2 separate regions of the Homo sapiens genome follow, and region 1 is linked to region 2. Evidence: chromatin contacts called from ENCODE Hi-C or POLR2A ChIA-PET data. All regions are on one chromosome and are shown on one strand. Each heading gives the region's core, a stretch centred on a gene start or an enhancer-like site at or near the end of the contact. The rest is flanking DNA. Distances are from core to core; before and after follow the strand shown. Region 1 overlaps PTPN14 (protein tyrosine phosphatase non-receptor type 14). Region 2 overlaps PTPN14 (protein tyrosine phosphatase non-receptor type 14).

Region 1 (5,554 bases), core at 3,047-5,546, 42 kb before region 2:
TCTTATGTATGTACATATGTATGTATTTATTATTGTCAGCTAGATGGTCAGTTCTATGGTCTTTAAACAGGGACCCTGTCTTCTTCACTGTCATCTGGCACACAGCCTGTGCTCACAAACATTTTAGAATGAATCAATAGAGTAAAATGCCCATTCCTGGGTTGAAGTAAAGATAAGACTAGGTTTTAACCCCTGGGGAATTTTTGTTGGTTGGTTTGTTGGTTGGTTGGTGGGTAGCTTCAGAGTAAAAGAGAAGAGTGTTAATGAGGAGGGATTAAAAAATTTTGAAAGCCATTTTAGGGAACAGCTCTAACCAATCAACATTCTGGCTCTGGTTTCAGAAATCATGATCATTCACTACTTATTTTTTCCGTCAACTCTTTCACCCCAAGCACTGACCTGGGGGACTAACACCCAGGGGATGAAATTATATAAGAAATGGTGCTTGTTTTCAAGGAGACTACAGTGTGGTTGGTTAAATAGGAAGTTTGCAAAATCAGAATAAAAAGCCAAGTGTGATAAAGTGTGATCAAAATTTTATATGGGGAGAGGTCACATGCCCTTGGGGGATTAGGGAAGGCTGAAAGACTAATGGCATGTGTGCTGTTAGGCAAAAAGATAGGGAGCAAGGAATGATTTAGACAGAGAGAGAAGGAGCAGAGGCAGTGTGGCCTGGGTGTTCAGAAAGCATCCACTGGCTGGTTTGACTGTAGCTACGGGTGGAGAGTTGTGGCAGATGAGACTGGAAACTTCTGAGGAGTTAGAATGCATGGGCTCCTTTGAGTTCTGCAGACCCCACACTTTGAGAACTGCTGGATTCAAGCTGGTCAGCTGGGAATCTTGTTGTGTTCTGGGCAAAGGATATAATTTAGGTGTTAGTGAAAGAAAAACAAGAAAGCAAAGCAAGGGATATTTTGAAGTAAAATAGGCAAAATCTGGCAACTTATCAGTGATGGCATATGGGAGAAAGTAGAGTGTCTGGTGACAAAGGTTTTAGGTTTTGAGAGACTGGGATAGGTAAGTCTGGAATTATCCATATTAGTGCATGAGGTCAGTCTAAATTGGTCCAAAGCTAATCTTGGTCTTAATGGTTAGGGAATATTGCACATCTCTAACTTTTCATGAATAACTCCATTCATTCTTTTTTTTTTTTTTTGAGACAGAGTTTCACTCTTGTTGCCAGGCTGGAGTGCAATGGCACCATCTCAGCTCACTACAACCTCAGCCTCCTGAGTAGCTGGGATTACAGATGCCCACCACCATGCCCAGCTAATTTTTTGTATTTTTAGTAGAGACGGGGGGTTTCACCATGTTGGCCAGACTGGTCTTGAACTCCTAACCTCAGGTGATCCACCCGCCTCAGCCTCCCAAAGTGCTGGGATTACAGGCGTGAGCCACTGTGTCCAGCCTCCATTCTTATTTTATTTCCCTCCAAGTAAACAGTGGTATTATCTGCTGTGCCTGCTGTTTTCATACCTTATTAATTCTACTCATTAAATGAAACTCCAGAGATTAACATATTACTTAACAGAGCAGTTCTTCTTAGGGCTTAATGTCAATATGCTTGAGTCAACATTTCTAATGTCTCAGAAGCTCATCCCAAAAGTCAGGGTGTTTCCCAGCGTGCTTGGTGGGAGGGAAGTGAGGCTCAAACCTTAGAATTTTAGAGTGTGTACATGTTTGTGTCAAATGGGGTAGTTGGTATTGGAGGGTTGATAATTTCCTATTTCTTATTCGCCTTACTCTCATTAAAGGCCTTTATTACGTTGCCTTTAGGAAGAGATCAGGTTTGGGTGCTTCTCAGAGTTTTCAAAGGTGATTACCAGCATGATATTTATGAGTTTGTAAATGGTAAAATGCTCTGACAGGTTAAAGTGCTATGAAGTAGTAAAGGAGTTATTTCGTGCATCATACCTCTTTCAGAATGAGACTGTGTTTCCACTAAACTCTAGGCAAATCAGATATGTAAACAGCATAAACTTCATAAATCTCATCATTGGACAGACAGATATTGACATTGTTATTCTTGGATCTAAAATGGCTCTCTTCAGGGTGGTAGCTGCTAGCCATGTGTGGATATTTATATTCAAATTTAAATTAATGCAAGTTAAATAAAATTAAAAATTTAGTTGCTAGATTGCATTGGCTACTTTTTTTTTTCTTTTTTTTTTTTCAGACAATCTCGCTCTGTCACCCAGGCTGGAGTGCGGTGGCGCAATCTCAGCTCACTGCAACCTCCGCCTCCTGGGTTCAAGCGATTCTCCTGCCTCAGCTTCCTAAGTCCCTCCTGTGACAACAGGCATGTGCCACCATGCCTGGCTAATTTTTGTATTTTTAGTAGAGATGGAGTTTCACCATGTTGGCTAGGCTGGTCTCAAACTCTTGGCCTCAAGTGATCTTCCCTCCTTGGCCTCCCAAAGTGCCGGTATTACAGGCTGAGCCACTGCAACGGCCTTGGCTACATTTTTAGTGCACCATAGCCGCATGTGTCTAGAGGCTACTGTATTGGAAAGCTCAGATATGGAACACTTTCGTCATCCCAAAAAGTCCTGTGGGATGCTGAAGATGATGTGGCAGAAGCCTTATCCGAGTTGTGAATATTCCTAGGCTTTAGTTATCAGCTGTCCACTTTCAGCCCCTGCCCCTGCCCCATTGTATCCTGGGTGCACTGTGACCTGTGGTTGGCAATCTCGTGGCACCTTTGCTAGGCAGTGCTGTGACCCTATCCCAGCTGTGCCTCTTATTGGCTATATGACTTTGGGCAAGTTTTTTAACCTTTCCAACCCTCAGTTTTCTCATCTAAAAATGAGAATAACAAGCCTAATTTCGTTGTAAGCATTAAAAGACATAATACATTGTGAAATACCTAGTATGAAATACATAATACAAGTTGCCACATGGTAAATTCTCAATAACTGTTTATTTAGTTGTCATATTATTATTGTTATTAGCACTATTATTCTGTCTCTATGTCTTGCAAATATAAGACCGTTGAAGAGTGTGTTTTCCAGGTAACATCACTCTATGCTTTTTTTTTTTTTTGGATTTTGTTATGTGAGCAGACAGAGTGCAGGCAGAAGGTACAAGTGATTGTTAATCAGCTCTGTGTAATTAAACTTTTGTTTGACAATATGAAATTTACATGTCGCATAGTGAGTTCAGTTCAAGAAGCATGTATTGATCACTTACTATATATTTAGCCCTTATAAGCTGTCATTGCACAAAAGCCCTATGATAGGCCCCTTAAGTGATATGAAGAAGAATTGCTGCCCTCGAGGAGCCTGTACTCTGATAGAGGGTGGGAGACAAGGATCAAGGATAAGACGAGTATACACATAACTGTGTAAGAAATGCAGTAGGCAGAATACGAGAAGAGACACGCACAAGGGGAAGAGGTAGTTCAAAAGGCGAAAATGCTTACGTCCAGCTGGGGAGAGAGGAGAGCCCTATTGAGGGAAGTGGTAGCTGAGACAGGACGTAAGGATGATGTGGCATTTCACACTGCATGACGTTATGGGATGGTTCTCCCAGAGGGGATGGGCATGTAAAGGCCCATCCTTTCCGAATGGAAATGTAAAAGCAGTGTGTGTTAGAAGAGGTGTCGGCCTGGGGCTTGACCTCTTGGGCAAGGAGGTCTGGAAGGGGAAGCTGAGTCACATTGAAGAATGGTCTGCATGCCAGGCCCAGGTGTTGACCTTGCTGAGTAGGCCGGGGGTAGTCTTAGAAGGGTGTAAACTTTTTCCTTGGTTCCACTGGAGCTTTCAAAGAGAATGCATTCCTTTGGTGGGGGAGGGAAGATAGGATGAATGGCTGTGTTTGATCTTATGAAGTAATTGAATTTGTTAAATGGCATTTCTTCAGCAGAGAAAAGAACAAAGTCAAGTACACAAGGCGCTCCACAGGTGTGTGGCTGTGTACAGGCATGCATTCTGCCATTTTTCATTCCCACAGGGCCATGCTCGCACTCTCCCTGGCAGGGCACATACCTCAGGGAGGCCCCAGGTGCAGATGGAGGCGGTTAAGTTGAGAACAATAGCAGAGGGGGTACCTTTGGGCTTCTTTTTAAAAGTAGGAAACGGAGATTTAATGGAACACTTTTTGATCTTCACTTTATTTTATATTCTGTTGCCACATGCCCTTCATTAGCTTTTCAAAATTAATGGGGTTTTTACTCAATACCTGGATGCACATACATAGCTAACTTTCTAAGCCTTGTGATATCTTTGTTACTCCACAACATGAAACTAAAAATGTTGAGCTTATTTCCTATCACGGACTTGAGTCATTTCAATGGATGGCTAAACAGGAAACCGCAAATTAATCAGTTATGTGAAAAGTAAGAGCTGCCATAATTCCCCGTCTGCTCTAAAGTCTCTCGTGAACTCTAGAATTAGCAGGATGTGCAGAGCTATAGAATTTTTAGCATACATTTATGTCTGTGCTTTCCAGTTTTAAAATATATTGATTTTTCAGATTTTAATGATTTGAGATGGGATGTTTTTCACAGTTTTGAGGTGTACATTTTTAGGGGTAGTGTTTTCATCCATGTAAAGTTAAGTTGGAGATGAATCTTTATATAAGTGGTATTTTAGAATCAAAGGAATGGGGCGTTTGGTATGATTTCTGCCAAAACATCAGTCCCTACCTCCCATCCTAGTAGGATGAGCTTCAGGTACCCATCAGGGTGTAGCTCAGAGTTCCTTCTGACATCTGCTCTGGAGGTCACAGGAAAATGGTGCCCATCTGTGACCCTCTTGGTGCTTACTAGCCTGGAATATGTGGGACCTGCTGCCCAGGAAAGCTAGAGGCAGCTGGCTTGGGGCTTGAGCCCCAGGCCACCACAGGCATGAGACAAACTCTAGAATCTCTACCTCTATCAATTTCTCAAGAATGCATTGCTTCGGTCTGCTTATTTTGGATTATTCCTCTTGATTCCATCTCACCATCCTAAGCAGTGCTTCCCTGGCCAGTGTTTAGCAAGCCTATTTCTGTGATGTAAATCCTCCCACTGTGGTGTTACGGAAGGGTAGTTGGGAAAAGATGTGTGTAATCAGTTCTTCTGAGCCCATAGTAGTCAGCACATCACAGGTTCCAGGGGCCTGGGGTTCAGCTGGTAGAGATGCTGACTAGTCAGCTACGCAACTGTTGCCTTACAGAGCTCTCTGGAGATGTTTTAGCCGTCATGGCTTCCTCTGCCCCCGTGACCATCAAGTAACATCAGAATGAGCCTACTCTGCCTTCAGTGGTTTTGAATTCGTTTCCTGGTATACAGAAAGGCCTGGCACAGTCCCTTCCTAGGCTCAACTTTTGAAGGGATGATGGCCTGGAAACTCATTGGCCTATACCCCAATCATTAGAAATATGTAAGCACACGCAAAGCATTTTTTATAAACGTACATCTGAGAGGCAGGCGGATAGGGAAGAATGAATGAAAAGAGCTATTCCCTGGCACCACAGAACTTACGCGGCAACCCAAAATATGCCTGGAAATAACCTGTTATAATGGAGAGCCGTGTTATAACAGTAGAAATCATAACTCAGTTCTAAAAATTAC
Region 2 (5,037 bases), core at 63-2,562:
GGGTGCTGCTGAGCCTGTGCACACAAGGTGCGTGGCATTCCTTTGCTGCTGTAGGATTAGGGAGTTACACTGAGAGACTTTCAATTTTGTGTAGGTGAGACAAACAGCAGTCAAAAGCTAAGGAATAGTTCTACCTTCTAGCTACGTGGGACATTAGAAGTTTTAAGGGGCTTTTGCCTGCCATATCAGCCAAGTAGAGGAGCCATGAACATGTCACTCTTCCTATTTCACAGAAGAGGAAACTGAGGCCCAGAAATAATTACATGATTTGTCTAGTGCCATGTGGCTCTTACGCAGTGGTACTGAAGCCAGAAGCAAGGTCTGTGTCTGGGTCCAGAGTTATTTCCTGTCTTCACTCTGCCTCCAAACGCTGAGTAAGATTTGGTTCTTACTCAGTTTTCAAATTATATGGCTTGAAAAATTAAAGGAAACTTGTGGTTTGGTAGTTTTTAAATTACAGAATGATTTGTTGCAACTCTGTGGAGGAATTTATATGATAATATACCTATTTATTCAATAGCATGAATCGTTTGAAAATCAGATTAAATATTGCTACATGAAGTTTGTCATATTGAATCATCCAGGAAAACAACGAATGCTAAGCTTAGACATTAAACTCTCTGCCCATGAAAAGATAATTTTGAGAATCTTCCAGTCTGTCCATGGGAATGAATGTTTGTGCTGCTAAAAATTGGAAAAGGGGCAATCCCAACTGTAGCCCAATGTTAGAAAAACATAAAACAAAGCTTGAGCGAAATGTTCATCATGGAATCAGTTGAGACTACATAACAGAAATGTCATTGCCCTCTGAGTTTTTACCATTTTGCCCCACATAGGATTTTTTTATTGTTTGCCTCTCTATTCCCATCACTACTAGAGGTCTCTAGAAATCTCTAGAACAATGAGTAACCTGCCACTGAGTCTCAATCCATCCATTGCTAGGAAGACAAAATAAGATGAGGTAGAATCAGTGTGTGCATGGCTTGAGGGCCTCATCATCACCTTCCCCACCTAATCGTCCTTTCCTTCCCTTCATATCACTTTTGTCACCAAATTCCCCCCTTGTTTTCTTTTCTTTTTTTCTTTTTTTTGAGACAGGGTTTTGCTATGTTGCCCAGGCTGGCCTCAAACTCCTAGGCTCAAGTAGTCCTTCCACCTCGGTCTCCTGAGTTGATGGGATTACAGGCGTAAGCCTGGCCACTCCACTTCTTTCCCCATTCCCTGTGCTCCGCTCCCTACTTCCCCTTTTCAACTCAAGAAGCCATTCTGTCTTGTCTGACACGAAAGACTATTCTGTTCTGAGCTCTTTGGAGACCCATCAAAGGCTGAGCCTCAGTGAGGCAATGACATGGGGGCTCACTGAACACCAGATGTTACTGGTCTGGCAGAGCACAGACAAGCATATCAAATCCGGAACAGTTTGGAGTAAGGGATTCGGCCAGTGTGGCCTCCTGTGGACTTGGTGAAGGCTCAGGGTGGTTAAATGCTCTATGGTGTGTCCAAACATAGCGGATTTCCTCAGTGCCCAACTGCATGCCAGAACATTCTTTGCTGGGACGTGGTCAACCCAAAAAGAACTTCTGTTCCCATTGATATTCAAAGATAGCAAGATGACTCATATTTTTCACTTCTCTTCCCCTAGCACAAATATAGCCAGTCTTATCTGTCCTATTTCCCATGGTTGCTATTGGTAGATGGTTAGCGGGGAGAAATGCTCTCCTTTTGTTCTGGTACTGTTCAGGCCTGGCTAGTAAGATCCAAGCCCCTATTTCAGGAGAAGAGTAGACCATGTTTAGTTTATTTTGTGTTTCAAGCAAAGATTTTAACAAATATATATTAAATTGTGGGACCATTTTTCTCCTGTCCAAACTCCCCTGCCTTCTTTCCACAGCTTCTGGATTTAGCATACTTTATATTTTAGTCTGTAATTCATGCAGTTTTAATTCTGTCAATGAAATGGCCTTTCTTTTTCCTGGACTTGTCCCTCTCAGTCTCATTCTAAACACAGAAAAGTTGAGCAGAAACAATGAAACACAGACACTTACAATGAGGTTGGTAGCTGTGCAGTGGGGAGTGGGGACAGCTGTCCCAGGCTGCTCTGGGAAGCCTCCCTGTGGCCCAGTGCTTTTGGTCACTGAGTGTTAGCTGAGACTTTTTAAGGTGCATAGAGTTTTTCAGAAAGCACTCGTTTTATGGTCTGCAGGACACTCAGTCCCTTGGATGTAGCTGTCTGTTCCAGCTACAGCTAATTACAAAAGGTCAGGATCTCAGTAGCCAAAGGGCAGATGTCTTGATCTTGCTGCTTTTCTGAGTAAGTTATACCTCCTTCATAAAGTGAGGAGGAGAAAATGTCTTCTAGACAAGATTGAGCAATTGTCAACTGCTTTGTGCTTCCTTGGCTTGGGGGCAGTTAAGAGCAGAGCCTGTGGGAGTGAATGAATCTTTAAGCCAGCTGGGACCCTTTCATTGAAGACCAGGAGAACTTTCTTTGTCATATCCCCAGACTTGAACATATCAGACAATATACTGTCATTTAGGCTCAGTCCTACAGGTAATTGAGATGGGGATGATGGTAGAGGAGGAGGAGGAGGATGTGGTGGTGGAGGAGGTGGTGATGGTGACAACATTGAAAATAATATCGTAACAGCTAACTTGTGTCTAGTGTTTACCATGTATACGCACTATTCTAAGAGCCTGATAGTATTAACACAAGTAGCCTTTGCAGTGACACTGTGAGCTAAGTCCTGTTAGTATCTGTGTTAGTCCATTCTCACACTGCTATAAAGAACTACCTGAGACTGGGTAATTTATGAAGGAAAGAGGTTTAGTTGACTCATAATTCTGCAGGCTGTACAGGAAGCATGGCTGGGAGGCCTCAGGAAACTTACAATCATGGTGGAAGGATAAAGGGGAATTAAGCACGTCTTCACATGGCAGCAGGAGAGAGAGAGAGCAAAGGGGGAAGTGCAACATACTTTTAAACAACCGGATCTCATGAGAATTCACTGTCACAAGAACAGCAAGAGGGAAATCTGCCCCCATGTTCCAATCACCTCCCACCAGGTCCCTCCCCCAACACTGGGGATTTCCAGTCAACATGAGATTTGGGTGGAGACACAGAGCCAAGACCATATCAGTATCCTCACATAACAGAAGAGAAACTGAGTCATAAGTAAATGAAGTAATGTGCCCACTTCCCACAGTCAAGAAGTGGTAGAGCTGAGATTCAGCAGATGAAGCCTTACTCAGAGCCTGTGCTCTGAACACCAGTGTGATCCTGCCTCCTGGCTAAAACCTTTGGTGGGTAGGGGAGGGAACAGCCTTATTCTCTCTATTCTTTTATCTTCAGTGCCCAACCGCAGAGTAATCCTCATCAAACATGAAATTAAGTTCATTATTAGGTGGCTCTAGGTCACATCTTATACTGGTCACTTTGCAATATAATTTAGGCAGAGACCTACTTGTTACTGTCAGAAGCTTATAACCTAGGCTCTGTATTTTGATTCATAGTTCGAAGATTCACATGCCTTTTTTTTCTTTTCTTATTAGGCAGGGACTTGACTTTGTCCCTTTGCACCACTGTGATTGCACCACTGCACTCTAGCCCAGGCAACGTCGCAAGTTTGTGATATGCATTCCTTAGTTGGTGTTGAACAAGAGTGACTGATGGCACGTGTCATGTCATACCTATACACGGCTTGGAAATAGCTTAAATTATTTTTTAAGGTTCAAAGGTTACAAAGTCAGGCATACAGCTGAGTTTTTATTATTTTCTTTTAAACACTTGCTTAGCCCTTGAAAACTTCCTGGGTGCCATCATTTGCCCTGGGTTAAGAGCTCCCAGAGCAGAGTGAATGTGCTGAGGCCACCATGGCCTCCACAGCTCAGGGGTGCTCCAGCCGTATGTGTCCTGGCTAGTCCAGGAGGATGGACATGGTGAAGGTGAGGGGAGAGGACACTGTGACAGCCTCTGATCTGCTCAAGTACCCATGACACTGAATTAATTTCCTTTCATTAATGATAGTATATATCATCGTATATATTCTCAAAGAATTCACACATAGGCAATCTCATTTAATACTCAAAATGTTCTCATTTAAGACTCAAGGCTAGGCACAGTGGCTCATGCCCATAATGCTAAGACTTTTAGAGGCCAAGGCTGGAGGATTACTTGAGCTCAGGAGTTTGAGACCAGCCTGGGCAACAGAGTAAGACCTCGTCTCTACACAAAATTTTAAAAGTTAGCCGGGTGTGGTGGTGTGCATCTGTAGTTCCAGCTACTCAGGAGGCTGAAGTGGGAGGATTGCTTGAGCCTAGGAGGTTGATGTTGCAATGAGTTATGATCGCACCACTGCACTCTAGCCTGGGCTACAGAGCAAGACTCTGTCTCAAAATAGGTGTTCTCGGCCAGGCGCAGTGGCTCACGCTTATAATCCCAGCACTTTTGGGAGGCCGAGGCAGGCGGATCACGAGGTCAGGAGTTCGAGACCAGCCTGACCACCATGCTGAAACCCCGTCTCTACTAAAAATACAAAAAAAAAAAAAAATTAGCCAGGCATGGTGGTGCGTGCCTGTAATCCCAGCTACTCAGGAGGCTGAGGCAGGAGAATTGCTAGAACCTGGGAGGCGGAGGTTATAGTGAGCAGAGATTGAGCCACTGCACTCCAGCCTGGGAGACAGAGTGAGACTCCGTCTCAAAAAAAAAAAAAAGAAAAAAAGTGTTCTCAGTTGAAGGCTTTTACTCCAAGTAGGACTGGTGTTCAGAGATGGCGCTTTGACATTTTAAAGGTTTACACTTAAATTATCTCACTTGATCATGACCACAGTCCTGTGAGATTATAATTGCATTAATAACATTTATTAATGTTAATAAAGGAATAATGAGGTCAGGCGGGGTGGCTCACGCCTGTAATCCCAGCACTTTGGGAGGCCTAAGTGGGCGGATCACCAGAGGTCAGGAGTTCAAGACCACCCTGGCCAACAGGACGAAACCCTGTCTCTACTAAAAATACAAAAAATTAGCCGGGCGTGGTGGTG

Evidence for each region. A loop is a pair of places that touch in the nucleus more often than their neighbours do. ChIA-PET counts read pairs that join two places held with the same protein, here RNA polymerase II (POLR2A).
Region 1: a loop to region 2 is called in a map of endothelial cell of umbilical vein, with 2.3 times the contacts of the local background. The contact joins two enhancer-like sites. A Hi-C loop is called at or near these places in 3 of 168 maps with a recorded cell type or tissue (breast epithelium, endothelial cell of umbilical vein and posterior vena cava) and 1 of 37 single-sample maps with no recorded cell type. POLR2A ChIA-PET finds 5 or more read pairs at or near these places in 6 of 52 experiments (A673, Caco-2, H1 and 3 more).

The regions. Positions count from the first base shown.
Region 1 is chr1:214,403,098-214,408,651 of GRCh38, reverse strand. All of the region lies in intron 5 of PTPN14 (protein tyrosine phosphatase non-receptor type 14), which reads left to right. Among named protein-coding and RNA genes, the nearest start is that of SMYD2, 120 kb to the right of the region's middle. Within about 2 kb of position 4,296, at least 5 of the 41 ENCODE cell types and tissues checked have a DNase peak (open chromatin) inside an H3K27ac peak, as active enhancers do.
Region 2 is chr1:214,358,891-214,363,927 of GRCh38, reverse strand. The region is part of intron 18 of PTPN14 (protein tyrosine phosphatase non-receptor type 14); the gene reads left to right. Among named protein-coding and RNA genes, the nearest start is that of SMYD2, 80 kb to the right of the region's middle. Within about 2 kb of position 1,312, at least 8 of the 41 ENCODE cell types and tissues checked have a DNase peak (open chromatin) inside an H3K27ac peak, as active enhancers do.